2 separate regions of the Homo sapiens genome follow, and region 2 is linked to region 1. A link is a loop called in an ENCODE intact Hi-C map of the cell type or tissue named here. Cell type or tissue: prostate gland. All regions are shown on one strand. Links, peaks and the distances in the headings refer to the core of each region. The heading gives the core; the rest is flanking DNA. Region 1 holds the start of MIR4269 (microRNA 4269). Region 2 overlaps HDAC4 (histone deacetylase 4).

Region 1 (15,895 bases), core at 4,604-8,603:
TGGCCTCCCAAAGTGCTGGGATTACAGGCATAAGCTATTGCACCCGGCCTGTCATAGCCTACCTTATTCCAAATATCCAAAACCTGGAACTGGGGGCAGCCTGCCACCATGAATATCCTCTCAATGTCAACACATCCACTGCCAACATCAGAGTGAAAATGCCTCATGATTGGTCCATCCTGTACAATAGGTTTATTTGTTTTGTTTCAAATGCCAAGTAGAGATATTTAAGTACAGGGACAGAGCGTGGTGCAATGATCAGGACGGAGGTGCCTAACAATCCCAATAAAATGCTGACATGGGCTAATCTCAAGCAGATATTCTGATCCCCTCGCACAACCACGGCACTGGGGTGCCGAAACCAGAAGAGACATGCACACGAGGCAGGGCGAGTGGTGTTTATTACAGCTGTACAACTGTACAACGGGAGGGCAGCGACACGTGCTTATTTGTATTAATGTTTAACAGACTAAGGGCCAACATTTGCTTACTGGCTAAGTGATTTTCAATAGGATGCACTGAAACAAAAGCCAATTCCTTGAGTGAGAAGCGTCATGGGTAGAATCACGGAGCAAGGTCCTGCCCACCTGCACTGGTGGCCTCCCAGCAGCTCTCATAGACCCTGGACCCAGCACAGTCCAGCTGGGGCCCAGGGACTGGCACAGCTGTTCCGCTCTGCTCCCGGCATGTCACAGGGGAGGCACACACCAGACGAACCAAACCAGCAACAGAGCGGAGAGCCTGCAGGGACGCAGCTGGGGACTAAGCAGATGGGAGACCGGCAGTCCTGGGGCTCGGGAGACAGGGGAGACAGAGAAGGAAGAGGGGTCCCATCAGAGGACTCCCTGCAGTGCTCCATGAATTTCTCCCGAATTCCATCCGTAAGTGCCTTTCAATCCATGCCACTGAGGGCATTTCTGCTCCTTGTGACTAAGTGAACTCCTCTAGGGCGTCCCTCTCTCTAACACAGAACTTCTCTTCCAGTCTCCTCAACAACCTTGGGAAGGAGCATAAATTCAGCAACACACTGATGCTGGCCCAGGCTGTGCGCTGTGAACCTACTCCCATTCCAGTACAAGCATCCCCTCTTTTTACCCCAACTGGGAAATTCAAACAGATGAAGCCTCATCCATTCAAATCACTGATAAAGGATGATCCTCAAACTCTCAGTCTAGAGCCTTCCTGAGAGTGCGCTGTAGGTAGCTACTGGCCACATGTGGTTACTTAAATTGAAATTTAATTTAATTTAATTTGAAATCCAGTTCCTCGGCCACACCATCCATGTGTTGATGTGGCTGCTGACAAGCTCAACAGTCAGGCATGACCAGTGGCTGCCCCGATGGGCATTGCTGCTATGGACCATTTCCGCCATCGCAGAAAGTCCTGGAGTGGAGGACCAAGGAGGCCTCTTCTTTATAAAGCCCTCTTTGTATCCCAGTGTCTTTTCCTCTTTTTCCAAATGAGCAGGAAAAAAAAAAAATTCCCAACTGAACTTGACTCTGCTCCACCCATGTGGATGAAGCCAGGCTGAGCTTCCCTGCAGAACAGGAATGAAGACACAGAAGTGGAAATAGCACACCTTTGTTTCCCGGAGAACCCCAGGAGCTGTAAAAACACCCGAACTCCCCTCTCCGGTTCTTACAGAATTTTTCCGACTGCTCTTTCCTTCTTTATCCTCTTCCATAATTGCACGCTGCGTGATGGGAGGGAGAAGTGAAAGAGAAGGGAAAGAAGCTCGTTTTCCTCATTCCGTACATCGTGTCCACGCAGTGCCAGGAAGGGCTGCAGAGAGGAACGTCTTCGGGGTCCATGTGGGACCCCTCCCTAGGGCAAGGGCCCTTAGCTCTGGGCTTCTCTTTTCCTGGGGCTGCCCGTCCAGAAGGACAAGCCCTGCCCCCTCCTCCGGGCTCCAAGAGCACTGCTCATTCCTCCTGCTGCTGCTGCTCAGCCGGGTCCCTCAGCCCCGGCGGGGAGCAAGGCCTTCCTGCAGCAACCCCTCAGGCCAAGCATAGCCAGCACCCCTCATGCCCCTCATGGAGCCAGCCGGGCACCACCCCCTTACTCAGCGGCAGAAGGCCCCTTCTGGAAGGGGGTATCTCCCTCTTCCCAGCCTCTGGTTCTAAAGTCGGTCTCCCATCCCAGCCACGACGAGGGGCGATGGTGGGGCGTATGCAGCGTGGGAACTGACCCTGCCGTGAACATTCCTCCTGCCTGCTGAGTCCTCGATCTGCTCTCAAAGTAACAGCTCCAGGGCGAGAGCAGCAGCCCACAGCCAGTGATGCCAGGCGAGGCCAGTGATGCCAGGCGAGGCTCCCACACTGGCCCACATTTCTAAATTCTGCTGGTGCTTTCTTTCTTTTTTTTTTTTTTTATTTTTCTCTCTTGAAACAGGGTCTCCCCTCTGTCACCCAGGCTGGAGTGCAGCGGTATGACATGGCTCACTGCAGCCTCGACCTCCTAGCTCGAAGGATCCTCCCACCTCAGCTTCCTGAACAGCTGGGACTACAGACGCATACCACCATGCCCAGCTAATGTTTTTAATCTTTTCTGTAGAGAGGAGGTGTTCCTATGTTGTCCAGATTGGTCTCAAACTTCTGGCCTCAAGCAATCCTCCTGCCTCAGCCTCCCAAAGTGCTGGGATTACAAGTGAGAGCCACTGTAGGCCTATTTCTTTCTTTATGAAAAAAAGTAAGAGTAAATTGTGATCAAATACTACAATGCTACTGCGGTGTGATTCCTGAATGGTAAAAACCTTACCATGCTTTGTTTCTCCATCAGATGCCTTGCTCCTCACTACTGCCAAGGAGATTACGCCTAAGACTGATGGTACAAGTCTTTTCTTTAAAACAAACAAACAAAAAAACACAACAACAACAAAAAAAACAGGCAGGGGGTGGGGGATTCAGAGTCCTTTACTGTGAGGTCAAGAATAATTCCTAGCCATGGAAAATAATCTCTAATGATGCTATAAACAGACAGCTCACCAAATCAATCAGAAAACATTCTCAGTATCATTCTCAGTCTGTCAAGAACAGAAAACCTAACTCCTGCAGGCTTTACTGTGAAATGCTTAGAACTCTGTCCTGATTGGAGAACATGGCCCCTTGTGATGGACAGGCAGGCGGCGGCCAAAGCCCAGAACCCAGCATTAGCCAAAGGAGGCATCAAGCTGAAGTCTCGGGTGAGTTCATTTCAAAGTCAAGGGCAAGGCCACCCTGGCAGCAAATTCTTCTGGCTACTCAAATTCGAATATTGCAGAACTAGCACTAGAGTTGCCAAGCTATAAAACACGAGCAGAGAGAGGAGGCCCTTCCACAGGAATCCAGATTAGCAAAACCCCTTGCTCTCTTCATCAAAACTCAGATAAGTTAGCTGAAAACCTGGGGACGGAACAGCTTCCCCCAGGAAGGAGAATCCACGTGGGGCCATGACCAAGCACTCCAAACACTGCAGCGGGCGCTGCCCCTCTTCCAGCGACACAGTGGGAGCAGCCCAGCCATCCAGTGACTTTTTGTGGACATGGCCCAGCCCCTCAACCCTCGAGCCAGGACCCAGTCCAAGAGCACAGCACCCTCCACTCTCCCTGGGCCTGAGCATGGCACCAATGTGCTTCACGCAGAGCGTTTCGTGGGCGCACCCCTGCAGGAAGAACCATCGCTGCTCAAGGCAGTCATCTAAGAACTGCTCACTCTTGAGAAGGGCAGGTCATCTTACTCCTCCCCAAAAGAGTCTCTCAAGTTAGGCTCTCACCCATAGGAGGGACTTGCTGGGCGTGCGGGGAATGGCATTGTGGTGACAGCCCCAAGCAGGGGGCCACACAGGCTCAGGCCCGGAGCACCTTGGCAGGGAGAGGAAAGGTGTGGGCACTGCCTGGGCACTCTGCATGCTGGGCTGGGCGTCACCCCTGCCACCTCGGGAGTCCTCAAACCCCCCCCGGGTGGGAGAGGTCATCACCTCCGCGTACTGAACAGAAGCCCAGCTCAGGGTTCAGGGTGGGCCCCTGGATTCAAAGTGGCAACAGAGCCTGACTCCAGCCTCAGGGCGTGAGGCACCTGGCCCTGGCCTGTTCCCATCCCACACCCGGCTGCTCAGGCCTGGGGACAGGAGGGCACAGGGACAGGCCTGGAGGACAAGGTCCCTGGAATCCCCGACAGCTTGACAATGTGAAATAAGTTTCGCTTCCTTTTTATCTACGCTCCCGGATTGACTTGTCCTCCTCTGATGCCTGGTTCCTCTGCCATCAAGACCCGCCGTCTGGTGTGAAGGGAAACGTCCCTCACCCTTCTGCAGTCGCCACCGAGCACTCGTGGTGTGGCCCACAGGGCATCCTGCGAGAGCGTCACAAGCACCCCACGAACAAGACACGGCAGCGTGCTTCCTCGATCTCCCCGCTCCTTTCTCGGGACAGCCTGTGGCTTGTTCTCCCTTAAGAATCCTCTCATCAATGTTACGTTGTCAGCTTTCTCTGTTTTCTTTCTTTCTTTTTTTTTTTTAATTCACAATTGAGGAAACCAACAGGTTGAGCTGCTGCCTCAAGTAAAAAATTCAAGTCAGCCCTGATGCTGTCCATGTTTTTTGTAAAACTTGCTCACTTGTAAACAACGTCGGGCAGCAACTGCAGGCCTCACCCCTCACTCTTCAAAAGCGACTGCGACAGCTGCATCCCCCGTGCTCAACTGCAGGGCGCGGCACTCGCCTATGCTCTCATGAAGCCCCGTGCCAAGGGCTTCTCCGGGACCCCAGATACCCACCAGACCCTACAGGCCTGCCCCGTGGCCCTGGGAATGCTTGGCACCAAGGTCCCACTTCCCACCTCAGTCAAGCACCTGCCTCCCAGGCCTCACCAGTCTTCATCTCAGCCCGCCAGGTCCTCTCGAGCCCCTGGAGTGCCCTGTGAGCCACAGCTTATAAAGCAGATAGGACCAGCTCTGCATCAGACCCCTGTGTGCAGGCCCAGCTCCCCGACCCGTAAGCAGTTGACCTCAGACCAGCTGCTTAACCTCTCTGAGTCAGCTTTCTTACCTATAAATGAGGATAAAAGCAGGATATTCACAAAGCCCAGAGCTAGAATGCCTCAAGCAGTGTGAGCTCGGGGAAGAAGTCCACACAGGACACAAAGCCCAGAGCTGGGAAGGCCTCAAGCAGTGTGAGCTCGGGGGAAGGAGTCCACACAGGAGCAGTACCTGTTGCAATATTTTTATTACATGCTGGGAAGATTAAATGAGATAAGCCGTGTAAACACCAGGCACATAGAAAGCATGAAATGATACCAGGTGGTGGCATGGTGTTACTTTCATTATTAATAATTTGAAAAAGCAGATTAACAGCTCAGGCCCTGCTGAACTCAGAGCCCCCATGAGGATAGAGGCTATAACGTAACAGACATGAAACGTCCTGAAAGCTCCACGTGCAAAGTGAGTTGCTTATGCCTGCGTAAACTTCTTGTTCTTCAAAAGATATGCTGTTTTTAAAAGGGACTGACTGGTGAAAAAACCTCACACACAAGGCAGTGCCCCTTTGCCAGGTCCTGTAAACACTACCGTGTCCTGCCCTCGGCTCCTGGGGTCAGGAGCTCTCAACGAAGGTGTGACCCTTGTGCCCAGCGTGCAGACTCCAGGGGTAACTGCTTGCTTCTGAATCTCCTTAATGGAGCTTAGGAATGACACGCTATGGACGCTGACTGTCCAAGCAGAAACAAGGCCCCCTTGGGGGCTTTCTAAAGTTAGTAAATACATGTATATATAATATATATACACACACATAGGAGAACGCGAATGACTGGGCACCCAGGGTCTCTGTGGGGAGCCACATGGCCCAGCAGAGAACACAGTTAGCATCACAGAGTCCAGCCGTCCCCTCCCCACGTCAATAGGACAGTCCCGCGCTTTCTTCCAGCCGGCCTGGGGCATGTCAGGAGGCAGGGCCTGTACTGCAGGCTCTGTGTTCTTAGACAGCCTTTGCAGGGGGCAGAGGTGCCCACTGCCACATGGGCACACACAGGAGGCTCACCACGTTTCTTCAAATGCAGATGACAAAGCAGCTTGAGTAACACAAATACGGCCACACTCATCTGAGGATTGCTGCTGTGTTTTCTAACTGCATGGCCATGACCAAGCAGTCGGTTTTCATCCAGGTTGGTAGTCAGGTTTCTGAAAGCGATGGCAGTCGCCTCAGGGCTGACACGGGGAGTCTGCTTGGCACACCTTCACCCTCGTTACATTTTCTGGACAATGGTAGGGAACATTCCTTACTCCGCTGGCCTGTCAGCTTGGCTAAGCCTGGTGCAAGTGGCTCGCTGTGGGTCCGCGGCTCCATTACGGGGGAGTCTGGGTCATCTGTGAGCCCAACAGCGCCCTGCAGGCACAGACAGCCCTGGCTTCTGCCTCTTTCTTTGTGGAAGCCACTCTGTCAGGCCTGGGATGGAGGGGCAAGAGGCTTTCAAATTTTTCCTTATTGTTGTATATTTTTTAAAAAACTATTTATTTTAATGGTGAAATAAGTTCTAAAAGTTTCTGGACTTGTAGGTAAATGAATAAGAACTGAGTGTGGTTTTTAATCATGTTCACATTATTGGTGACGGTGCGGCTTAGTTTCATTTAGTGACTAAATTCTAGCCATCCCTAGACTGATGGCCACGAAACGTGTATTTCGAGTTGAAATACATTTATTTAACACACATGCACACACAATTACACGTGCACACAGGAAGCTTTAGCAAGTACTTCTCTGACCCCATTCCCTAAACACGACTGGGAACGAGGCTGCCGCTGCCCACACGGGCCCTGAATCTGACAGCATTCAAGGAGACCACGGAGGAACCGTGACAAAGAGCTGGTAGCCACCGGCATTTCAGATGAATGCAGCACCCTGGGCAAGCACAGTGTCTGCGTCTCCCCCACGCTGAAATGATTCCTAGTGTCCTAGACTGCCTGGCTTCACATGAGAAACACTCTGCTTAAGTAACTACTTCATCACTCAAGGTCCCAAAGAATGCTGCCCACCTCGGTCAGCCTTGCTTCTAGAAACCGAGGATTCTGGGTTTGGAGGCACCCCAGCTCTTCCCTGGGAAGTCATTTTCCTGAATAGATCTGACTTCCACTTATTTTCCTATCATTTCCCATCTTTTCATACATTTAGAAGGCAAAAAAAGTTCATCTTTCTAGTGATTCCAGGAGCTCCCTGGCCCATCCACAGGTGGGTGAGCTCCCACCCAGGTCCAGCAAGTCAGTGACTACAACAGAGGACACAGCCTTCCAGTGGACACGAGGACCTCAGAGGCCACCTGGCCAGGCCCCATCCACGGATGTGTCCCTGCCCAGGTGCCAGCAAGGACTGACTAATACCTGACCCAGGGCCAAGCTATCCTGTGTCCCATACTCGGCCCGTAGAGCCATCAAATCATCTGGGCCCCGACACACTTGTTTCGTACCTTTCCCGGTCATGATACAAAACATAAGCTGGAAAGGGTGCTCTTCACCTAAACAAGGTCAAACACAGGCACTACATCAGGCACCCCATGTTCCCCCTATATGCCCCCCACACTGCCCAGGTGATGGCAGAACCCAGGTCCTCGGGCGCAGAGCATCCAGGGCCCAGGGCCCACAGGGTTTTACATGGTGAAAAGGGGTAGGGGGTGAATGCTAAGGGGCGAAGGCAGGACCCCACCCCAGCCAACAACCGGGAGACCCTGGCCTGGTTTCCCACACACCCCCGAGGAGCCAGACAGGATCGAGAGAACCTTCTGGAAGGAGCTGCAGGGATGCATGGGGGCGTTCAGGAATGTCCAAGGAGGGCCTGAGCCTCCCGTGTGCACCTCCCCAAGGGCGCCTGCACCCTGGGCCCAGGGTAACCCAGAAGCAGCAGGAGCCGCAGGACCATAGGGGCCACCGGCAGGGTGGGTGATGCCATCCTTCCCACTCTCGCCCTCCGGCCTTCATTCAGCACTCTGGTGAGCCCAGAGGCCCGAGTCGTCCGGATGGCCCATCTCAGGCCACACCCTCCAGCTCTGTGCCTGCCGTCCATCCTGGGTGCCCACGAGGGGTCTGGAAACCCTGACAGGGAGGGAGAAGAGAGCCCTGGGCACAAAGCCCAGGGCCTGGGGCAGGCTCCGTGCCCCAATGGTCATCCTCAGATGAGTGGGGGCTGTGCTCAGGACCCTCAGGGGACCATGGGCTACTTTCAGAAACAAGAGGGTGTTCTGTTTAGAAGCAGAGAGCCGAGGAGCCGGAGGCCCCAACACAAGAGCGGCTCTCCGTGATGCCCAGAGGCGGCCACTGGGCCCCAGGAGAGAGGGGCTTGAAGGATGGGTACCCCAAGCTGTCAAAAGACCAAGTGGCTACAAAAGGGAACCCCCCTCCCACCACTAATCAGGGACCTGCCAGAGATACGAGGGCCCAGTGGTCACTAAGGCCCATCTCTGCAGCTCCGTCCTCTCACCTAGATAAAGTGAGTGTCTGCTTCCTGGACCTCGCAGACTCACCAGGGACCCTAAACTTGGTTTTCCAAATAGCCAAACGACAACTCCTGCTCAAGAAAACGCATGCAAGAGAAGCCCTCCTCACTCAGATGACGTTCTCATGACCGCACTTGGTCTAAGCAAATGCTGCTGGGATGATTTTCTTCAAGTTCTCTTTTAGAACAAGCAAAATGGAATGAGGATGTCGGAGTGTTTCGTGCTTTCTTTCCAGAGGGTTTCCCAGCCTGAAACGCCACCCCACAGCCACTGTGGATTTGGGGACTGTCACACACGTCTCCACGCACCCCGAGCCACATCACGTTTTGCCACTATCTCAGAATTCCTGATCTCCACCTGAAAACGGAACACAAGGCCCGGCAGCAACAGCCAGCAAAGTGTCCCCATCCCCCCCAAAGTGAGCGGCCACACAGCAATGAGTGGCCACACAGCAACGAGCTGCGAGGAGCCAAGGATGGCCCATCCCACCCCCAACGGTGAGAGCCGGGCCCATCACAAGCCCTCTCTGGGCCTTGTCACTCACCCTTCCTACACCCCATCACTCACCCTCCCTGGGCCCCAGCTTCCTCATCTGTGAGATGGGGGTGGTCAGCGTGCAGGAAGCCCTCCTTGACGATGAGCTATCAGCTTAGGGACAAGAGAGCTAGAGACCCGGGGGGGAGTCCACTGCCTTGGGGACACGAGGGAGCCAGGGTCACTTTCTTCCTCATCAAGCTGGCCCCCTGGTGACACGGGACAAGAGGATAACCTGCTTGGTACTCAGCAACAGGCTTTCCTAATAAGAATTCCACACTTCCATGAGGCTGTAATCAACTTGGGAGTGAGGAGTTCCTTAGCTTCCTGTTTTCAGAGAGTCTTCTTAGCAAAGTGAGGAATCTGCAGATCTCTCTGAAAGATCAGCTACCAAAGGAAAATAACAATAATGAAGATATCGTTGGTGGAATACATAACCTCCATCCACAGCCAGATACTGCTTCCGGAACCACACTTCGTATCCAGGTGAGCTCGTTTTTTGTATTTCAAAAGCACAAAGATCTATGTTCATGGTGTAGTCCAGGCAGAGTGTGGTTAACAGGCCTCCGGGTGTCCCCCCCTTCCAGCCCAGTGCAGGGGTTCAGCCGCTGCAGAAACTCCGAATCTGCTAACGTGAAGTGCCAAGACTGCTGTCCGCCAGCGCCCTCACTCCCCCAGGGCCTGTACCTGTAGCAGGAGGCTCACGTTCCGAGTCCTCATTGCTCCCAGACCCAAGGGCAAGGCTGTCACAGGCGAAAGACGGGTTCCCCTTCCTCTACACCCAAGCCCTCGGAAGCACGCTGCAGGCCCCTGGAGGTGCCACAGTGCTCCCAGCTCCCCCAGAGGCTGAGTTCAAACATTCTAAACGGATTCTTGATAACAAGCCGCCGGCTCGCTGGAAGACACTGAGCAGTTACATAACAGCACAGAAAATCCCTTACAAGTTTCTTAAAAAAGAGTTAATCGTACTGACTTGGTGCTTTACCTTCAGCCCAGACTTTCGCTTAATCCCGGAAACTGCTCCAAAGGCGTTTTTCTCAGGGCGTTCGGCGCCGTAACTCAGGAGAAACCCAAGTCCTGCTCTCCCGGCGGCCTCGCTGGGGAAGAATTCAGCCGCTCCACCCTGACATCTGGTTTCTATTTCATATCCATGTTGTCACATTACATAACAAGCAGATGATACGAGAGATCACCACAGTGTTTCGGCTCGAGAGTCACAAAGAACGCCCAGAACACTGTTTATATTGGGGGCCATGAACGTTCACCAAACCAGACTTAGTGCAGAGGCTGCACCCTTCCAGGCTGAAACCCAGCACCTACAGCAAATGCCCAAGGAAGCAAGAAGCGGGACCCCGCCTTCTCAGCCACCTCTCACTAACACTCAGCTCCACTCCTGCTTCCTTCCTCTCACTCCACATCCGAGTTAGAGGGAAATACGATTTATCTCTGGCCTGCATTTACTTCTCCTGCACCTGGCGGGAGGCTCTGGCCTTGCAGGCGTGCAGGAGCCCCTGCCAGTGAGGGCCAGCGAGGGGCCCAGGGAGAAGATGGAGGTCAAGTCATAGGGCCTCCACCGCAGGCAGAGCTCCGCCAGCAAGTATCCTGGGAGCTGGGGGGCCTCAAGGGAGGCAATCCCCCCACACACCATCCCCTTCCCCTTCGCTCATCTGGGGAAGCTGTGAGGACTGGTGTTGATAAAACATTCCAACCACACACTCAGACCATGGATGTGGCCGTGCCAGCAGGGAGGCCAGCAGCCCCTAGCAGAAGGGTGTTCTGGAAGCTGCCCCCTCCCATGCTGCTGCCTGGTCCCATGGGGCATGAAGGGAGGGTGGCCAGGGTGGCCCGAGCCAGCATCAGGCACAAGGCCCAAGGAGTTTCTCCAGAGCAGCCTGTCCTCTTCGGTCCAGAAAAAGTCAGATTCCACAGCAGGGTTAGCCGTCCAGTTAGGGAACCCACTAAGGGGCTCTGTGCGTAGAGGTGCTCAGAATCAAACCACTAAACCCCAGGACCCCCTGCTGGGGGAATGGTCCGTGGCAGTCATTCAGCCTTGGAGTGAACCGTTCTGCCCAAGTGCAAGTGAGAACACAATACTTCTTATTATATACAGAATTGCCAAAGCCAACGTGATTAGTAGAAAAACCGACATGTCAGTGACTTGGGGGTCTGGTTTGCCCCAGATGTGGGTGGAAACCCCAGGCGTCCCTCAAGCCTGGTCCAGAGCTCCACAGACAGCAGATACACAAACTCTGAGTGACAGCATTGGTGTTTAGCAGATTCTGGATTTTGCTCCCCCCCGAACCAAGTATAGAGAATGTTTCACAGAGTAGCTTCAACAGAAAATGGCCACAGTGTGTCTGTGAGAGAGTGTGATGTTCCCGGGGGGATGGCTGGGGCCAAGGGAAGGCCCCTCCCATGAGCCCTGCCTCCATGAGACTGCGTAGGGCAGGACTGCCAGGCAGAAAGAACACAGCACAGGCACAAGGGCAGACCCAGGCTGGCAGGGCTAAATGGCTTCAGGAGCTCCCCCCTCTGCCCCCCAGGGAGTAAAGGCAATGATGCAAATATGATAAGCAAACAGAGGTCCCAAAACACAGAAAGGGCCAGGACCCTGATGCCAACCAAGCAGACCCAAAACTGGGTCTGGGAGCACAGGGCAGGGTCGCTGAGTGCAGAGGGGCCTCACTCAATGTCCAACACTTCCCTCCAAAACAGACATGCTGGTGAGAGGCTTCAACCCTTCCACTGGCCTGACACCTGGATCTCTGCTGCCCTGTGCCAGGTTAGCCACGTCCAACACCACCACGGCCACCGGCCATTTAAGAAAACGAACCCTGACGTTAACCTGCTTGAGCCCTAATACTAAGCAAGAGCAGCGCCACAATTCCAAAACTGCAGAGAGCGCCTTTTAAACATTCTGCTGAGATCTGCGCGGTCGCGGTCTGACAGGCAGGCCTTCTTGGCTACCTGTGGTTTCATTCCAGCATTAACAGGCACCTAAAAGGCCTGTGAGCTTTTGTGGGGTCAAGCAGCATCAGCTCCACTTTACAACCCCGCAGAGTGAGGTGTTAGCTCTGCAGCTCCAGGGCAGAGCCTTGCAGCCTTAGGGCCAGGGGGACGGCCTGGCCCCTTCCGAGCTCTCAGCAGCCTGAACTCCACGTGTCCCCTGCTGTGTCACTGGCATGCTGGTCTTGCATGGCACTGAGATGTGTGGCACAAGCAGGCACCAAGCCCGGAGACACCCGACGCTCACCGTTAGACTGGGTAGCATTTGTCAAGCGCCGAGCAAACAGTGGATGAAGTGTCCTCAGCCGGCGTCAGCTGTTCTGATCCGCAGAACACATAACTCCTGGCACTCCTTTCCAAGCATCCGGGAAATGTAGAATCCAAGTGTTACACCATCCAGTTGAAGATGACAGATTTACGATATAAAACGGCACCCGCGACTGAGGACTTTGTAGGAATGGAGGCCGCTGTCATTATTTCATGGGTGAGGGGGAGAGGGACACTGTGACCCATGACAGGAAAGGACAGCTCAGCCCCTCCAAAACCACACACAGGGGACTCCGTTTCTCACAAAACTTCAAGTTTCTGTTCTACGCAAACATTACAACACATTTTAAACTACATTCTGACACGAAGCTCCCGTGCTTTTTAATGGCAGGTGTTACAATGATCATGGAACAGTGATGGGGCGGTGCTTCCTCACGGTGACATGGCAGGGAGAAGTCTGGACCGGAGCCAGCAGGGTCCTTGACCTAAGAGGCCTTGGGCAGCCCACGGGGCAGCTCTGAGCAATCTCCTGTGAAAGGAAGAGCTCAGAACGGGTTCCTCTAAAGGTTCCTTCCAGAGCAGGGGTTCTGTGGTTCCCTGGGGCCCTAGACTAACATGAGGAAGGGGAAACAGAGAAGAATGCCCACTAAAAGCCTTACCCAAAAATTGAAAGCCAAGAAAAATCACACCAGATCATCTCAGTTTAGACTTGAGGAACCTCGGCGCTGACATCACTGTCACCATCACAAAACACTGGCCACCAAGGTGCCACCTACCACACTGCAACCTGGAAGGAGGGGCGGGCAGGGGCACCCCTGGGCAGGGCAGGACACCAGGCCAGCCAGCCACCCACGCTACAGAGGAAATGCAGCCCCTCCCAACTAAGAGAACCCTGGTACCATCACCACAGCCTTGGTGCCAGGGCTCCTAGCACCTGACAGGGAAGATGAGAAGGACATTGGCTGCCGCCAAGAGGCCTGCTGCCCACCCCCAACTGCACGGTGGTGGTGCTGCCAGCACCACCATCCATGCTGGCCCAGGAGCCCACACGCAGGGCACGCACGCACGTAGTTCCACATTAGGCCCTTTCTTCCTCAATTGTTGGAAAGAAGGCCAAAGCCAGATGATGGTGAAATTCACGAGGAAAATGTCCCCGACTGTCCTCCATTCTAAAGCAAACGCTAAGAATGGGCTGCTGGGCTTCAGCAGAAGCCAAGTCACCTTTCCTCTATGCGTCCAATGAAACGAAAACATCCACACTTGTCTTTATAAAAACGGAAAACTGCATCTGGAACAAGGTCTGTGGCGTTTCTTCCAGCGTGTCCCATGGACATGAAGTTGGTCTTCCTATGGGTCCTCCAAGGCACACCCCTCGACTGCACCACAGCACTGAGGGCAGAATGTGGTGGTGGCCCAGCTGCCGTGGCGCCGGCAGACTAGCCTGGTACACGGAGAGGGGAGCCTGCTGACTGTGGGTAGGCCACGTTCCCCCAGTGTCTTCATCTGCAGAGGGAGACCGGGAGCCTCTGAAGACCGCTCCAGCTCTGCACTGTGGGGGCGGCCGGCCAGCAGGCAGGCAATGCTCTCAGGCCCCACGCTCCTCTCACTGGCTGCCGACGGGAGGCAGACGAGGTGCCGGGGGCAGCCTGCAGAGCAAGGAGTCAAGGTGGCCAGCCTGGGGCAGGGTGTTCCCCCAGCCAGGGAGCTTCACTCAGGCTTGGGCTCTGTCCCGTGCCTCCCCGGGGGCGTTCCGAGGTGGCGGAGGAGGAAGCTGCAGCCCGTTATCCACCGCCCAGTCTCTCCCTCTCACCAGCACACAGATGTTCTCAGCGGCAGAGCCTGGCTTCTGCCTGAATTCATTTCATATTTTTAAATATGCTCTTAATGGAAAGCAACAAAAGTACTTAACAAAATGCGCTGATGTAAATGTCCCTGCAGCAGCCAGGGACTAATTTTAGAAGGGGCTTTGAGGAGAAACCCAAGGGACACTCACTTGCTGGAAACGGCCTCCTCCCCAAAGAGTGTGAGGATCTGGATTAGAACCAAGTATCCCCAGGCTGCCCAGGAGCCCGCTCCTCCAATTGGGGGCTGGCCATCCCACCGAGCACTGATACCGCAGGCTGGACTCTTCCTAACCTCACGAGAGGTGATGACCGGAATCATCCCAGTTTTCCATGGCACTTCGCAAACACAGCTGGTCAGGCCCTTAGCACCTCCTGACCCCCCGATCTCCCAGACTCTCTGCTGGAAGTTAAGGACACAGAGAAAGTTTCTTATGAAAATAAGCGCCTCAAAAGAAAGCCAACGTACAGCACTGGTGACAGAAAGGAAGATTCAGAAAAGCCTTCACGCCTGGCAATATGGCACACGCACTTTTAGAGACGTCTAATTATACTCAGGGCTGAGTTGGCTGAAGAGTGAGGAATATACTCCAAAGACAGGAATTCAAGGCAGGGCAAATAGAACATGAAAGCCAGCCTGGAGCCCAGGGCCTGTCCTGGGGCAGCCACCTGCACTGCCTCTTACCACTGCACCGTCCCTGTGAGTGTGCGTGGGGAGGGGCTGTAGTTCCCTTGGCAGGGGAAGCCAGAAGACAGGCCTGCAAGGGACACATCCGGGCCTGGGCTTGGTGCTGGCTAGAAGGGGTCAAATCGAGAGAGGACTCCCCTCAGAACTCATAATCCCAGACCCCTCGCAATGGTTTGGGGAGAATTCAGACAACCCATGAGGCCTGATGAGCATCCCTAGCACCTGCAAACACAGGCATGTCCCAGGTGGCACCTCCCAGCACCAGGCAGAAACCTTCTCTAGAGGAACACGCTATGAACCTCAAAAAAACATCCAAGAAGGACGGACATAAAGTCACAATCAAGAACCATGGGTAGCGGGAGTAAGTCCCGGAAAGACCTCAGTTGTAGGAAAATCAGGCACTGACCCAAAACACATACGAAGGACACTCGACAAAACAAGAGAGGTCATCCAGGGTCAGGCTGGAGCTAGAGGCCTCCAGATCCTGTCACTTAGTGACTGTACAAACCTGGTGGCTTCCTCAACCTCCCTGTGCCTTAGCTTCCCATTTGCCAAAAAGGGGGATTAGAAGAGCCCACACTCTCCCTGGAGCAAGGCTAAGGAAGAAAGGAGACAGATGTCTCAGCTGTTATTATTAATAACTATCAGAAGTGTCACATGGATCTGAATGATCCAAATGGAACTTGTAGAAACAAAACTGTCATCATTAAAATTTAAAACTAAATGAGTGAGTTAACTAATCAAGTATTAATAGACAGAGCTGAAGAGAGAATTAGTGAACAGTAAAATAGCACGGAAGAAATAAACCAGGATGCAACACATAAAGGTAAAGAGATAGAAAGCTGGAGACGTTAGAGGACTGGAAGGACAGAGGAAGATATGCTAACACACATCTGTAAACCAAAAATAAAATTCTAAGCTCCCAACCATCTGAATGGACCCCTCCTCTCAAGCCAAGGGCATTCCAACATTAACCTGAAAAGCTAGTTCAGGTCGTGATGGGGACGGGCATTCAGATGTGCCTCATGATACCCTCCTCCCTTTTGGAATTGCTGATAGAACAGACTCTTTAAGTCTGATGAGAAACATTTCAGTCTATTCTCTCTG
Region 2 (15,895 bases), core at 6,762-10,761, 100 kb before region 1:
TTTATCCCTGTGTGGGGGGCCTGGGTGGGACCCCTGCTTATAAGATGTGCTGCTGTCACCCAAGGTCCCATGTAGAAACAGGGTCCCACCACAGGCGCTGGGCAGAGGCCTGACCCGCTGCTGGCTTTAGCGCATCCCCCTCCATTTCTAATTTCTCACAGATGGAGGGAGGGGGCAGCATTGTAAACGTCTGGTGTTAATCTCTTTAAAAACCGAACATAAAACAACTTTTAAGGGATTTTTTTTATTAACTTCAAAAACATGACATGCCCGCATTTCCACTCCTCATTCAGTTCCCAAAGAACATTCATGGCTCCTGCTGTGTGCCAGGTGCTGTGGGAACGGGCCCAGGGCAGCCGCTGGGGCGCCGAGGAGCACAGGAGCTGATGGCAGGCCCAGGGGAAGGGCCCACAGTGGGCTGCGTCTCACCGAGGGCAGGGGCTGCCTGAGCAAGGACCCAGAGGTCTGGGTGCAGGTGGAGGGTCATGGGGACGGGGGAGCCCAGAGACCAGCCTGCCATCTGCAATCCTAGAGTGTCACTCAGGCTTGGGGCCGGGAGAGCAGCCAAGAGCGCGAGGGGAAGCAGCAGCAACTCTGGTGCTGGGGAGGACCCAGCTTCTCAGGACAAAGTGGGGAAGGCGGGGCAGGCTCTGCACACCCAAGGTTGGCTGGCCGAGTGGAATTTTCTTTCTTCAAACTTTTCTCAGATTCCCCTGAATCTGGAATCACAGGACATCTTAAAAGGAAACCCAAGTTCATGTTTGCTCCAAAGCATCTAATAGAGATGACACTAACATGATCTTGATGCAAATGCCACCGAAGCTATTTCATCAGGGTCAGAGGCAAAATTCAGTGTACTGAAATTCCCATCACAACGCAGGCACCTGGCCAGATCTGAGCCCGGGGTGGTCAATGCTGATGTGGGCCAAGGGCCCCCACCACCTGGGAGTTTTCAGAAATGGAAAATGATCACAAGGTTCCTCACAGGGATGCCGGCCAGCATTCATCATTGAGCGTGGAGGAGATGCGCTCACTTGGATGCCAAGGAGGACAGGCAGCGCCCTCTGAAGGTAAGAATTGCTCCCTGGATGTAGCCTCATCTGGATAACCTACACAACTCATCTTTCCATCCAGTCTACTCAAGAGCTATTAATGCTTTAATTCCTAAGGCATTCATTCTTTAATCTGTTCCTTAAGCTGTTTTCTTGGAGATTTGTACAAGTTCTGCAAATTAATTCAAATTTCATCTTAAAAGGAATTTGTCAACTGGACTGAGAGACAATCAAAACAGTCAGACACGGAACATGCTGAGCGCCACGCTGCTGCCGGGGAATTCTCTTCTGAAGCTTGGGTGACGCTCCTGCCCGCCTCACAGGCACACAGCTGAACCTCCTGTGCGTGCATCACCTGAACGGTCACAGCTCGACCCAAGTCTGCTCTTAAATTCCACCACCTGTGAAACAGCCAGCGAGCAGCCTGGCCCAGCACTCCCCACTCCCAAAAGACAGGACCCTATGGGGGAAGAAACTGCTGCCCAAATCTTCTGAATGTCGCTTACAAACTCCTTTTTCTGCTAAAACCTTCCATTCTGTGACAGCACAGAGAGGATGATGCAGACTGCAGCTGGGAAGCTGCTTCCTACTCCTCCAGGCCCCTGCTGGGTCACCCTAGAGCTGCCAAGGCCAGCAACTGAGGAGGAGGAGGGCAGGCAGGCAGGGCTCCTTCCAGCCACTCCAGCTTCTCCAGCAGTTTAGCGCATGCTGGAAGGTGCTGGCGCTGATCCGCCCCTGGCAGTGCTGGTGAGAGAGGCAAGTTACTCCTCGCAGATCTGTGTCTCCAGCTCGGTGCGCGTCTCCCTACGGACATGGAAGAGTGCGGGTCCCCTGAGGAGCAGGGAGGCGAGGGGCCCTGCAGAGCAGCCACCTTCTGCTGAGAAGGAGCCTGGACTCACTGGCACAGTGCAGCCAGAGGGGGCTTCGGTGGGCACCGAGGCTGGGGAGTCGGGCTCACCAATGCGCAGAATGCTGTCGCTGTTCTCACTACGGCACCTCCTGCATTTTCACTCATTGTGGGGAAGGGATGTTCACACTGCCTTGGTTTACCGGACTGCCACGTGAAACTCCACTATCTGCTAAAGTAAGCTAAGAGCAGAGCAGAGAAAATCAACAGCAGCACACGCCGCCTGCATCCCATGCGCACCTCCGGCCACGGCCATTGCTCACCTCTGAAGACAATGCTGCATTTATGTTGGATTCAATAACACAAATGGAGCGTTCACAGGGCAAGGAGACCCACCCCAGGGCTCCTGAGGGCTTCCTAATGAGGATCCTGGGAGCCGGGTGGGTGGGGATGAGGCCCAAGCTGTCCCAGGCCCGGCCCCACACACCAGCTGCAGAGATGAGAACCACAATCGCATTCACGCATTCGTGCGCCTACGGCTGTGTCAGACGTGACTTGTGCTATTTCTGTATCAAAAACCATTCAAAATGCCACGAGTTCCCAACAGAAGCTGCTAGTGCTTTTGACCCAAAGCACCCTGAAGAAAACAATAAAACCTTCTCTCCTTAAAGAATGCAGCATCAAAACAAAAAAGTCTGTATTCTCATGAATATTCTACGGTACAGCAGAAAACGGCTTTTATAGGTTGTGCCTTGAGAAACATATTAAGACAATCAGACTCCTGACGTCAGTGAGAGCACAAAGGCCGCATTCAGAGTCCAATGGGAGACGGTCAGTGTGCTGTGAATGAATTCTCAATCACAAACAGAAAAACCTGTTAGTCTCTCTCTCTCGCTCTTTTAAAATAAATGTTCATAAAGAAGCATACTGATTTTCCACGACATGCTTAGGTCCTCTTCTCAGGACGCGATTTCATGCCATCATACAGATATGGAAGAAAAAGAGGCACTATTCTTTAGGTAACACAGTCAATGTTTAGGGTCTCTTCAAGTAAAGAATGACTCATTCAAATCAAGGGAAAAATAATAGATATTTCAACTATGTAACCATGATTTCCTCTTACACTGATATTTTGCCTCTATGTGGGGGTGGGGGGAAGAGAGAGGATGGGACAGAAGAGGAGGGAGACAGCACATCAGAAATGCATGACTTAGCTACAATGTCCTTCACCCTTTATTTATTGTGCAGTGTGCCATCCATGCTGAAGAACAAGTATGTTTAGTAAAAGAACAGTAATGAAACCAGCACCAGTGCATCCTCCGCTTCAATGAGGCCCAAACGTCACCCTCTGCGTCCCTTCAAACCACATGCACCCCCTACCCCGTGAGCAACATCCTGACCTTGTTAAGTGTCCTCTTGCTTTGCTATGATAATAACATCTGCATATATGTGGCCCTGAAAACACGTCCTTTGCTTTCTGAAGACTGAAGGCAGCAACACCAGTGCAGTGGAAGGAGGAGTTGACGATGGTTCCCGGGACAGGACAGTCTCGAGTCCGAGTCTGCCGTCAGCTTCTGGGACAGGGGACCAGAGCTTCTTCTGGGGTGAAGCCACGGGTGACCCCCAGGAAACCAAGTACACCCCGTCTAACATCTGGCAGGGCAGTCATGTGGACCAGAACCAGGTGCCAGAAGGTGTGGTCTGGGGGGTGAGCTGCCCTCCATGGTGGCCACCTCCAGCTCTCAGGTGGGAACTGGGCAGAAGACCCCCTTGGAGAAATGAGTGACCTCGGGGAATCGAGGCAGTGGGGCAAGGAAGAGAGAGTGGGGCCATGTGGTCAACAGAGGTCAGGCACAGACAAGCGGCTGAGTGTTGCATCCTCAGGTTTAGGCAGCGAGGCAGGCAGTCTGGTGAGGCCGGCCCAGACGCTGCCTCCGAAGCTGTGCCACTCACCCCGGGCAGGCGCTCCCTCTGTCTGCACTGCTGCTGGCCTGGACGGGTCCAACTCCTCCAGGGGATTCCCTCTGTCTCTGCCCTACCTTAAGTCTCCCGCTTCCTTTGTCCCAGCCATCGTCTTCCTTGGTTTATTTTCTCACTCTGCAGAACTCAGGCTCCAGCTGTGTCTTAAAAAGGGAGGCATGAGAGTAAGTTCTGCACATCTGAAAACGTGTCGATTCTCCCCTTCACGCGTCCTGACTTTGGCTGGGTATAGAATTCCAGCTTGAAGACCATCCTTCGCCTTCGGGATTCTGAAGGCGCAACTCTGTTGTCTTCCTCTCCCAGTACTGTCAGGAAAATGGGCGCCACGTGATGCTGCACCTTGAGTGTGACTCGATGTCTCTCTCCGGGTATCTATAAGGTCTTCTCCAGGCCCCCAGCGTTCCGAAATTTCGAAGCCGTGTGGTTTGGTGAAGACCTTTCACACCCACTGCTGGGCGCCTGGCTGGTCCTTTGGAGACGGCAGCTCCCGTGCTCCCATCGTAGGGGGCTCCCTGAAGCACTTCATCAAGGGTTCCCCTTTCCCATTCTCTCCTTCTGGAACTTCTACCCCTTGAGTAGGAGATCTCCCAGAACAATACTGGGTCTTTTCCATCCTCCCTGTTTTCCTTGTCTTTGTCTTACACGCTTCTTCATGTGTGATTTCCTTAAATGTATATTCTAACCTTTTAAATGAGGTTTCATGATTTTTGCTATTTTGTTTCTAACTGACAAATAAAACAGCCATTTTCAGAGGACAATGGACCCTGGATATTCTTTTTTTAAAATGTCATCCTGTTCATATTTCCTAGATAAAATATCTTGTCTAGTCTCTGAAGATAGTAATGATAGCTCACTAAAAGTTTGTGTGTGTGTGTGTGTGTGTGTGTGTGTGTGTGTGCTGAGTGTCACCCAGGCTGGACTGCAGTGGTGCGATCTTGGCTCAATACAACCTCCACCTCCCGGATTCAAATGATTCTCATGCCTTGCCTCCCGAGTAGCTGGGATTACAGGTGTGCACCACCATGCCCAGCTAATTTCTCTCCCTTCCTCCCTTCCTTCCATGTTGGCCAGGCTGGTCTCAAACTCCTGACCTCAGGTGATCCTCTCGCTGTGGCCTCCCAAAGTGCTGGGATTACAGGCCTGAGCCACCAAGCCTGGTGACAAGTTTTCTTTTCCCTGTGGAGTCTCTGTTTGCTCTCCACCGTCCCTGCAAAAGCCTCCCCTCAGGTGCCTGGTTGCCCCTGGTTATGTGTTGCCGAGTGTGAGTGGAGGCACGAAAACCACCTGCCAACTGTGGGCACAGTCTGGTTCTCAATGCCAGGCTTCATGGAGGGTGACTGGAGGTGGCATCATCAGGAACCCCCTGGCTCAGTGCCCAGAGAACCTTCCCCTAGGGCTGGCCTACTGTCCACGAGAGGCGCCTCTCCATCCTGGGACTAGAGGGTGAGAGCTGGGCCTTCAGTGTACCAAGGGAGGGACCCCCTACTCAGTGTTTGCTGTGGACACAGTGACTAGCCCCCCGTTCTTGCTGCAGTACCCACATCCTCAGCTTGCTCCTGTCCCCATGCAGAGGCGCTCAGGATCATAGTCGCTGGAGAGCACCCCTTTGTGGCAGCGCAGCTTCCATCTGGTGAGTTCTCAGTGCTCCTCGTGGTTGGCTGAGATCTGTTTTTTGGGTCTGCTGAATCGCTGTGACTCTGTCACCTGCTGTCAGTTGCCAGGCTCTCATTCGTGTCGCCCCTCTTCTGTTCTCCCCATCTTTGTGAGCTTATGACCTTTCTCTGGAATATATATTTTTATCTTTCATGAGAAATTCCAAAAATACACAAAAGCATGAAGAATAGTGTAATCAAGCCGATCTCAGGTCCTCTGCTCATCCACCACTTCCCCACCTTCTAGATGACAGGGAAGCAGGCCCCAGTCGTCACTGCGAAGACTTCCAAATCAAATGCCATCAACACACGCAAATAAATGGACAAGTCTGTAATATTATGAAGTAGCCAGAAAGTGTCCCCATAGTTTCATAAACACTTTTAAATATTTTGTTCAAATCACGATCCAAATACATTGTAATTAGCTGATGTATCTTTTAAGACCCCTTCCCCTGACCTCCTGCTTCCTGCCCCCCACCACCCCCACCCCGATAATTTATTAGCTGAAGACATCGGGTCATCTGCACTTTGCTGATTACACCCTGGTGCTGACGAGCAAGGCTCTGTCCCCCGTTCTTCTGAAAGCTGGGTGCTCACCGAGAGGCCTGGTCAGAGGCAGCTTAGACTTCCCAGCAAGGCCTAAGGCGAACCCCTGCTCTCTGGGTGGCTTTTTTGTGTTGCGAAGGCTCAAAATGATCACTGACTAGATTCTCTCATCAGGGTTAAAAACAGAGCTCTTCGAGTCCCATCAGCCCCTCTCCATGTGTTAGCAGGACCATTTCTATAACGGGAAGGAATCCAAGATCAACTATCTTGTTACTCTCACAAACAGCGCTTATGAGAAAGGCAGTGTCATGCTTGATTCTCTTCCTCGGTTTGCCCATGTCTGAAAATCCTGAGTGGGTCTCGTGGCAGCCTCCAAACTCGAGCAGTGAGGAGGGTGTGTTTTCCGGTCACTGTTTACGAATGCTCACAGTCCTGTCCTTGACGAGCAGGAGCCCCGTGGTTGGATCGGGCGGCCCTCCAGACCCTGTGAGTGCTCTCTGAGAGCAGCGCCCTGTTCTGCTACCAGATGCTTTGGGGTCTTCCTGTACATTTCTTTTTTTTTTTTTTTGAGATGGAGTCTCGCTCTGTCACCCAGGCTGGAGTGCAGTGGCACGATCTTGGCTCACTGCAAGCTCCGCCTCCCGGGCTCACGCCATTCTCCTGCCTCAGCCTTCCGAGTAGCTGGGACTACTACAGACGCCAGCCACCACACCCGGCTAATTTTTTTGATTTTTTCAGTAGAGGCGGGGTTTCACCGTGTTGGCCAGGATGGTCTCGATCTCCTGACCTCATGATCCATCTGCCTCGGCCTCCCAAAGTGCTGGGATTACAGGCGTGAGCCACCGCGCCCAGCCCTCTTCCTGTACATTTCTTGACCCCTGTGTGGGTCCCTTTCTTGGGAAATAGTCTTAGAGACCACAGTCTGGAGACTGGGGTAAGCGCTGTTATTGGGTTGGGACTTACGAACTATCGATCTTTACTGGCGTTTTTGTGAATTTCCTGAGGGACGGACATGCGTGTTTGACCTGCCATCCCTCCTCAGAGCTATGGAGAGCACCTCGCGCTGAAGCTGACATTCAAACGCCTGAACGGTCATAACTGAGACCCATTCCAAACGCTGACTTACATGTGATGTCATTTTCCCCCAGTGTTCTTAACTGAATTGCAACTGTTGTATTTACCATGGTGGGGAGGGGCACGCACGCAAAGTAGAGACGAGGTAGAGAAAGTAGAAGTATTCTTTAAGGTAAAGATATAAAAATATTCTGTAGATAACATGTAACTTAAGTGGCCCTACCTTGGAGCTTCGTATGTAGGTGAGTTTTTATATGCCACTTCTGTTTCTCTCATTTAGATGGATATATGCAATGCCAAAGACAAAAGCTTATGTTAACAATCACTGTAAGTTAAATTATGCTTGAAAAATAAGAATAAAAAATATTATGGTGCAAGAAGAAGGTGCTTTGTATTGCTTTCCATTGAAATCAAAATGTAAAGAAATAAATGCAAAGAGAAGATACAGTGGTATTTATGGATGTGCACAGGGGAGGCTTTCTCTGTGTGGGGCTGGGCGGGAGAGAGACGCGTCACAGGCAGATTGCATTCGACGCCGTGCTCGGAGTGGCGTTCTCGGTGCAGAGTTCTAGCATGAAGGCAGCTGCAGCACATGGCCAGGCCTGGATGGCACTGCGCTTTAGCCTTCTAGAAAAGAAGGGAGGTGGAGCTCTTCAGGCTCCCTGAGAACTGCAGCAGAGGAGACTGCTCGCTCGAGCAGGAGGTGGGAGAGGGCCCACACAGGAAACTTCCCCTGCCTCCTTGTCCTCTTCACTACCGGGGAATCACAGGGCCTGGGGTGAACTCTGGCCCACGGCCTTTAGTGCTGATGTATTAATTCATTTAAGGGACACCCCGCTTGACAGGTGTGGGAAACTGATGTACAGACAGTTTTAAGTGACTTGCCCAGGGCCACACACTAGTGCACAGCAAACCAGAACCCTGGCATCCTAACCTGGCTGAACAGTGAGAGGAGGCTGGTCTTGCTGGAAACATCAGGGGCTGAAGGAGTGTTATGGGGAGCTCACAGGTCACCCAGGGGGGTGCCTCAGGCTGGGTGTGGTCAGCAACACAGGGATTTGGGAGCAATGAGAGGGCCTGGGTCCTAACCTGCCGTAGAGACCCAAGCATCCCTGAGGCCTCAGAACTTCTGCTCCGGAGTCGATGGTCTTCCAAAGCCAGCACTGGGGGCCTGCCCGACCCCTCGGCCTGCTCTGTGTGGCTTGGGCTTTGGTTTCATTCCTGACCAAAGGCCAGGCCCCCCTGTAATTACTATTTGCTGAGAGCCTACAGCCCACAGCTCTCCGTGAATAAAGTCACTTTTTCCTAAAAAGCTCCTGGGGCTGTGGCAGCAACCTAGATCTGCTCCCACAAAGCTGCTCAAGGCCGAGACAACAGCCCCAGAGGCACAGCCAGGCCCCACCTCCCTTCTCAACAGCACCAGAAAAACAGGTGACGAGAGGGGAAGCCCGGCCAAGCCCAGCCTGCTGAGCACAGAGATGGAAACGACACATTCCTGAAACAGTATTTTCACTGCTAAAAATAAAAAGCTACAATTAATACCAGGTGTGCATTTTACTCCACTGTCTTTTTGTTTTTGTTTTTATGTAAATCGGCTTTCACTTGCACCAAACTCAAAGCACCTTCCAAATCTACGTTTTCAAACTGCTTTCTTACTGGCAGAAAAAAAGTCTAAGTAGATGCATGCATAATAAGGTATGAACTCAGCCCAAATCTGTGCCACTGAGAAGGGTGGTCCCTGCAGTTGGCAGGATCTTTCCCCAGCCTCCACCCCCCTGCAGGCATCTCCAGCATCCCAGGGCTTCTCCGGGTCTGCTGGACCCGAGAACATTCTGATGGAGAAGGCGAGCGGGTGCTGCTGGAGGGCTGGCTGTCTCCATGCCCTCACCTCATCCACGAACCTTGGAACCAGCCTGAGGGGACACTGGCGTAAGATGGGGACTACCTATAGTAGGAAGCTCTGCAGTCTCCAGTACCAGACTGCAGGATGGTATTTGTCAGGAAAGCCTAATGAGAGTAATCTCCACCCAGAATCTCCTTTTAGGTTGTCTCACAGGACACTCAGATAGAAAGACCTGGTCTCTCCAAATTTCCAGTGTGGACTTAAGACACGAGAAGAAACAGGTAACACCTGGAGACAGGCAAAGTGGGGCAGTGGACGGGGCGTAGACTTGGGTGGGGTGTGAGTTCAGACCCAGCGGGGTGACTCTGGAGAAGGTACCCTGGCCTCCATCTATCGGGGCGACAGCAGGATGTCTGCTTGTTGCAGGGCAACCGGAGCTCTGGGAGAAGGGCTGGCATGGGTGTGGCTGGTATTCAACACAGGACTCTGGGAGAAGGGCTGGCATGGGTGTGGCTGGTCTTCATCACAGGGACAGGATGCACCCTCCACGCGGGAGGGGCGGTGGCAGGGCCATGCAACATGGAGAATCACCGTCCAGGAGAGACAAGGCAAGGCTTCCTCGATGGAGCTGTACCCCCTGACCTCATGAGCTCCACACACTTCTGGGACAAAACAGCAGGCCCAGAAAAAGCTTTTCATCACCCAGGGTGATAAACCCAGTGATCAGGATGCCACGAGTGTGTCCAGGAGGGCGCAGGGCTGCAGGTTTTGGCATGTCCTGTTAGTTGAGCACCAGGAAGGCAAAGAGCATTGACAAGAAAGGAAGGGCCTGTCCACGCCGCCTGAGCAGCAGCAGACTGATCGCCGCACCTGGATGTAGGCTACGGGGTGCAGCACAGCCCAGGCAGCAAGCCCAGACTCCTGGGTGCTGGCAGCGCTGAGTGGAGCCTCAGCCCTACAGGCACACAGCCCTGCAGGGCTCCTGTGCCATAGGGTGGCAGGCAGAAGCTACCGCGAAAAGGCCAAGGGCCTGACCTGTCCACTGGTCCAGCAAGAGAGCGGGAAACACCAAGGGGAAGAGCTCAGTAAGCCCAGTGTGGATGCCTAGCCCTGGAGACTCCAAACCCCCAGCAAGTGGGTGCCCACCCAGCACAGACAAGGTGGACACAGGTGCACCTGGGAAGAATCCTCCCTGTCCCTTTTTAATAATAGAATTATTCTAGCAAAATCAGTGTCAGCTTCACACACGAGTCAAGGATAAAAATACGTTTGACCGTGCTCAGATTTAGAAAATTCCATTTTTTACTCTAACTAGAAGCCAAGAAGGCTCATTGGAAAATACAAAAATTACACTTTCAGGATATAAGAAAGAAACCAAAGGACCTGCCTTTCCCTCCCTCCAGGATCACTAACCAGTATGAGTCCTGTGGTCTCGAAGCTGAACCGCTTTAACTGAAACAGACTTGGGTTCTAAAACATGCATGAACTGAACGTCCACGGTCTGACTGTCTTCTGTAAAAGGAGGGTGTGGTGACTGCCGTGGTGACTGCCAAGGCGACCACAGACAGTTGCCCATCCCTGACCCATAGTCCAGTAGGGAAAGACTTCACTGCAGCCTCCATCCCTCACCCCCAGCCCTGGCTGGGGATTCCTCAGTCTGCAAAACCTTCTGTATGCAAAGCAGTGGAGATGAGGGACTGCGAGGTACTAACACAGACACGACACTAAAATGGAATTATCAGCTTCAATGGATTCGAGTAGGACTCAGAAACACTCCCGCTTCATAAGGCACCAAGAAAATAGGAGCTGATTTGTTCTCCACTGAAGAGGGAGAAAGAAACACTGGCTTTCATTTCCTCAGCGCCCTTCCCACAGCTCCTGGTTAGGAGTCCGGGTCCAATGCATCCATCGAGCTCTCTCTCTTCCAAGGGAAATAAAAAGCTCTTCATAGTGTAGGAGAATGAAGGGAAGAGAATTCGAACAATGAAGCAGATTCTGGTAAACCTCATATTCCTGTGTAAAGCAGGAGTCCTCATTTCTAAGCATCTAGCCTGGCGGCTTCTGTGAACCTGTGAGCTCCTCTCTGCGCAGGGCATCCTGCTGGCCGGCCGTGTCCCGGCGTCCCCATGCTGTGCAGGTGTAGTGACTGCAGATAGACAGCCGACCACAATGCTGACCACGATGCAGCGGCCCCTGTGCCCGGGCCACGGGCCCTCCAGTTCAGGCAGTGGTGACTCGGCCTGGGCTTTATTAGAAAAGGCACCCTGAATACACAGGGCTCCGTAGGGAAGGTGTCTGTACTGCGGAGGGTTCGGGAACACAAACACGATTTCCCAGGCAGAATGTCAGGAACGGCAGGTAGCTGGCAGGCAGGCTGCGATGGGCCCAGGGAAATGGGCAGAGGGCTCTGATTCGGATCACGTCCAGTGAAACCGGCCCTTACAGTCTGCCATCTGCACTGCCAGCCCCTACGCTGGCCCAAGAACCCCTGCTTTCAGGGAAAAGAGGGTCCGTGGAGGGCTGCACCACTGAGGTGTGCTCAGGAAGGGCTTAGGGATGGACCAGGCGTCCCGGGCCTGGCACAGAGAGTCTGCCGCTTCTCGCCCTTCAACAGCCAGACCCTGGGAATGGGTCAGGTTTCAACCCTGCATCCAACCCTCCAGGACAGAGGGCACCCCAAGTCTATCCTCTGGAGCTCCTATCAGGGCAGGTGCTGAGACCACGGAGGGGCCTCTGATGGCCCCTTCCTCTGTTTTCAGACACCAAAGCCTCTTAGGGTCCCCATTGCCCCCAACAGAGCTAACCCCTGCTACCTGGGTCAAAGAGCTAACTCAATGTCACAGGGAAGGTGTCTGTGCTCCTCCCTACCCCACCTGTCATCAAAGCTGATTGCTAGGGCCTCCCCACCTTCCCCCGTCCCCGAGCCGCCTCTGTCCCTCAGCACTGAACTCCTGCAGGCACTCATCCTTCCGGCCTGGTCTCCCCACCCCACGTGGCTGGCAGGTGGCAAGGCCTACATTTAGGCCAGGGACTCAGGTGCCAGAGTCTGTACTCTGAGCTGCAAACCTCTACATACTGTCAGAACTCTGGAGAGGCAATATTTGAAGATAGATGGCTGACAATTTTCCAGAACTGGTGGGAGACATGCATCTACAGACACAGAAAGCACAACGATGCATGAAAAAGCAGAATGGAATCAAGACAACTTCAAAGCGAAACAGCAGACCGCTGAGACAGAGTTCAGAAGACCCCGCAATATGGGCAACGTTATCCAACAAAGGAAATGCAGTCACAGAAGCCAGGACCAGTGAGCCTCTGAGAACTAAGAGAAAGCCACTGTCAAGCTAGAATCGCATTCACAGGGAAGCTATTCTGCAAGAAAGCTCAGGATATAAACATATACCAGGCTGAAAACTAAGAAAGTTTAAAAAACTCACCAGGAAGCAGTCAGGGGAGGATCAACAACATGGAGGTGGGCAGAGAAAGGGGGAGGGAAGAAAAGGTGAGCAAAGAACTGGGGGCTACGGAGAGAAATCTAAACAGACTTCATCTGAACAACACAGGAAGAAGAAGAAAGAAGAAGGAAGAGGAGGAGGAGGAGGAGGGGAGGACGAGGAGGGAGGGAGAAGAACAAAGAAGGAAGAAGGAAGAAGTTTACCTAACTTGTGGGGTTGAAGTGAAGGAAAATTTAAATAGTAGAGAACGGCAAGAGGTGAATGGGGAAGGGGTGCTCAGTGTTAAAGTGTCTGTAACCCACGTGTTGTAGAGGTCAGGGACATAAAATAGGGACTTTAGACATTTTAAGCTCATGCAGTAACGTTTCACCTTAACTGCCAGGAATAAAGCACATCACCTCCAAAGCAGCGGTCAGGTTGGGGCAGGATCCATCAGAAAGAATTTTAAGGAGAAGAAAGAAATAATTTGTTGGATAACGAATATGGCTGTTAGTTACACCCAGTGGCTTACGCCTGCAATCCCACACTTTGGGAGGCTGAGGCAGGTGGATCACTTGAGCCCAGGAGTTCAAGACCAGCCTGTGAGGCATAGCAAAACCCCATCTCTACAAAAGCTACAAAAAATAGCCAAGTGTGGTGGTGCATGCCTGTGGTTCCAGCTACTCAGGAGGCTGAGGCGGGAAGATGGCCTGAGCGTGGGAGGCAGAGGCTGCAGTGAGCTGAGATTGCACCACTGCACTCCAGCCTGGGCAAAAGAGCAAAAACCTGCCTCAAAAAAAAAGAAAGTAATTAAATAAATGTTTTAAAATACGGCTGTTATATACATGCACACATACGTGCACACACACACACACACACACACATGGGTATGGCTGGTTGCCTCCCAAAAGAGGTGCACCATTGCATCTATAAAGTCTTACCAAAAATAACCAAGCTTGAATCTGATCAAACCTCTAGATCTAACTGCCAATTTATAGGAAATCCAGGCAACAAAGGAACATTTTAAATGACATGACAGGGCTAAAATCAAGTAAAATTTAGAACCTAGGAAGGAAAACTCTGTGGGACAAACAATACAGTGTCTTCAACAGATAAATCTCAAGGACTGAAAAAAAAAAAAAAGGTAGGAAGAAGAAACCTAGAGATTAACTGAGGACTTCATGACAGGTGCCAATCACAGTGTATGAACACTGCTTGGACCCAGAGACTCCTGGTACCAAAAGTCAAACCACAAACTAAAAAAGTGATTTTAAACACCATCAGGGATATATCAACATTGGGTAAAAATCTGCTAATAATAAAGAATGGTTCATCTTGTCTAAATATGTACATCATCAATGCAGTAAAAGAGTCCCTATCTTTTAGAGAGCTAGGCACTAGAATGTTATTGATGAAATGACATGGTGACTGGGGTCTGATTCTGAAAGACTGAGAGGCTGGGGATGGGAGGGAGGCCTAAACGCAAGTACTGGAGGGACTGCCCTGGCCTAAGCCACCTGACCACGCCCCAGGGCTCACTCCACCTGCTCTCCCCACCGCTGGGTATGCCTGTAATTCTCTACAATAGAAAGTTCAATTTCAAAAAAAAAAAAATTTCTAAATATCTATGGGCCAAAGAAGAAGCCATAACAGTTAAAAAGAATAAGAATGAAAAAAATACATACAAAATCTTGTAAGATTCTGTTTACTATAATTAGAGGAAACTTGGTAGCCTTAAATACTTATTATGACAATAATAATACGAACTGAAAGACGAGATATATCTTTAAGAAATTAGAAAAGCAACAGTAGAACAAATCCAAAGAAAACAGATGAAAGCAGATAATACATAAATGAAATGAAATGTAATCATTACATACACTCATATACACCAAAATAATTTTAAAAAGTGATTCTCTCAAAAGACCAATACAAGACAAACTTCTGTTATGAGTGATTTAGAAAATAAAAAGAATAGGCACAAATTAAAAAACATTAGGAGTTTAATCACCTAGCCTCAGATATGGCAGAGATTTAAAAAATAAAAAAATACAAAGGAACAACTTGAGGCCAGTAAGTTTTAAAACTTACATGAAGTAGACACATTTCTAGAAAAACATTCCAAAGTTGACAAAAAATAAATAGAAAACAGAATTAACCCTATAATCATGAACTAAATTGAATTAATACTTTAAAATCTTTTCACAAAAATCATTTTAAAGGCAGCGACAGCCACGTTTCAACTAATGGATCATGCAACTTTAAACAAACTCTTCAAGAGAATGCAAAGGGCAGGCAGGATCCTGAGCCAATCCTATGAGGGGAGAATAAATATCCTTTTAAAAGAACTGGGCAAAGTATAAAAAAGACAGAAAAATTACAGTCTTGGTCATAAATACAGTCACAAAAATCTCAAATAAACTATGAGCAAGCTTAATCTAATAGTCTATAGAAAAGACAGCAGACCAATACACCTGGTGTTTTAACACAAGAAAACACAAGAAAAGGCCGGGCGCGGTGGCTCACGCCTGTAATCCCAGCACTTTGGGAGGCTGAGACAGGCGGATCACGAGGTCAGGAGATGGAGACCATCCTGGCTAACACGGTGAAACCCCGTCCCTACTAAAAATACAAAAAAAAAAAATAGCCGGGTGCGGTCGTGGGTGCCTGTAGTCCCAGCTACTCCGGAGGCCGAGGCAGGAGAATGGCGTGAACCCGGGAGGCGGAGCCTGCAGTGAGCCGAGATCGCGCCACTGCACTCCAGCCTGGGGGACAGAGCGAGACTCCGTCCCAAAAAAAAAAAAAAAAAAAAAAAAAGAAAACACAAGAAAAGCAACCTATGTACAAACCACCTATAAATCCAACTCACCGTTAATTATGATCATCTTCAGAATGAAAGTAAGTATATGTTAAAATCCAGCTATTCATTATAAAAGCTGTTAGCAAACTAGAAATAAAAGAGCGCTTCTTTAACCAAAAAAGAGTTATCTATTAAAAGGTCCCAGCAAATATTGCTTTTAATGGTGAATCCTGAAAAAGCTGATGTAATGATACAGGCACAAAGGGAGGGAACACAACTCCTGATCCAGACTCCAAGGCTACAGATACTGAGCTCCTCCCACCCCCACCACCTGCAAAGAGAAGAATGACAGGGAAGTCAATAGAGCTAATAAGGAAATGTAATACGGTGTTAGATAAGATCAACATAGAAATCCAATTCCACTTCAACATACTGCAACAAGCAGAAAACCTAACATAAGAAACAAAAAAAATACAAGGCACCTAGAAGTATTTCTAACAAAAAATGAGAACGACCTTTATGGATAAAAATTATAAAATATATTGAAAGACTTTTTTTCTTTGTTTGAGACAGGTTCTCACTCTGTCACCCAGGCTGGAGTGCAGTGGCACGATCATGGCTCATCGCAGTCTCCACCTCCTGGGCGATCCTCCCACCTTAGCCCCTC

Evidence for each region. A loop is a pair of places that touch in the nucleus more often than their neighbours do. Peaks named below come from ENCODE experiments on the same cell type or tissue, not always from the same donor. Only the 100,000 strongest peaks of a DNase experiment are listed, where the experiment ranks them.
Region 2: it touches region 1 in a loop (2.4-fold over the local background); 1 of 110 quality-filtered maps calls a loop at or near these places.

Annotation. Positions count from the first base shown.
Region 1 is chr2:239,299,116-239,315,010 of GRCh38, forward strand. The region is part of intron 2 of HDAC4 (histone deacetylase 4); the gene reads right to left. MIR4269 (microRNA 4269) reads left to right here and starts at 6,347; the gene lies at 6,347-6,430. RefSeq lists enhancers at 4,024-4,113, 8,450-9,096, 11,791-12,291. In prostate gland, for the core only: no CTCF peak of the experiment used is centred there; a DNase peak (open chromatin) is centred at 6,206; H3K27ac peaks cover 2,782 bases.
Region 2 is chr2:239,193,107-239,209,001 of GRCh38, forward strand. All of the region lies in intron 3 of HDAC4 (histone deacetylase 4), which reads right to left. It overlaps HDAC4-AS2 (HDAC4 antisense RNA 2), which reads left to right and starts at 539. Exons shown (of 2, transcript NR_198956.1): 1 at 539-1,070; 2 at 1,256-4,634. RefSeq lists enhancers at 3,144-3,644, 8,220-8,786. In prostate gland, for the core only: no CTCF peak of the experiment used is centred there; a DNase peak (open chromatin) is centred at 8,570; H3K27ac peaks cover 454 bases.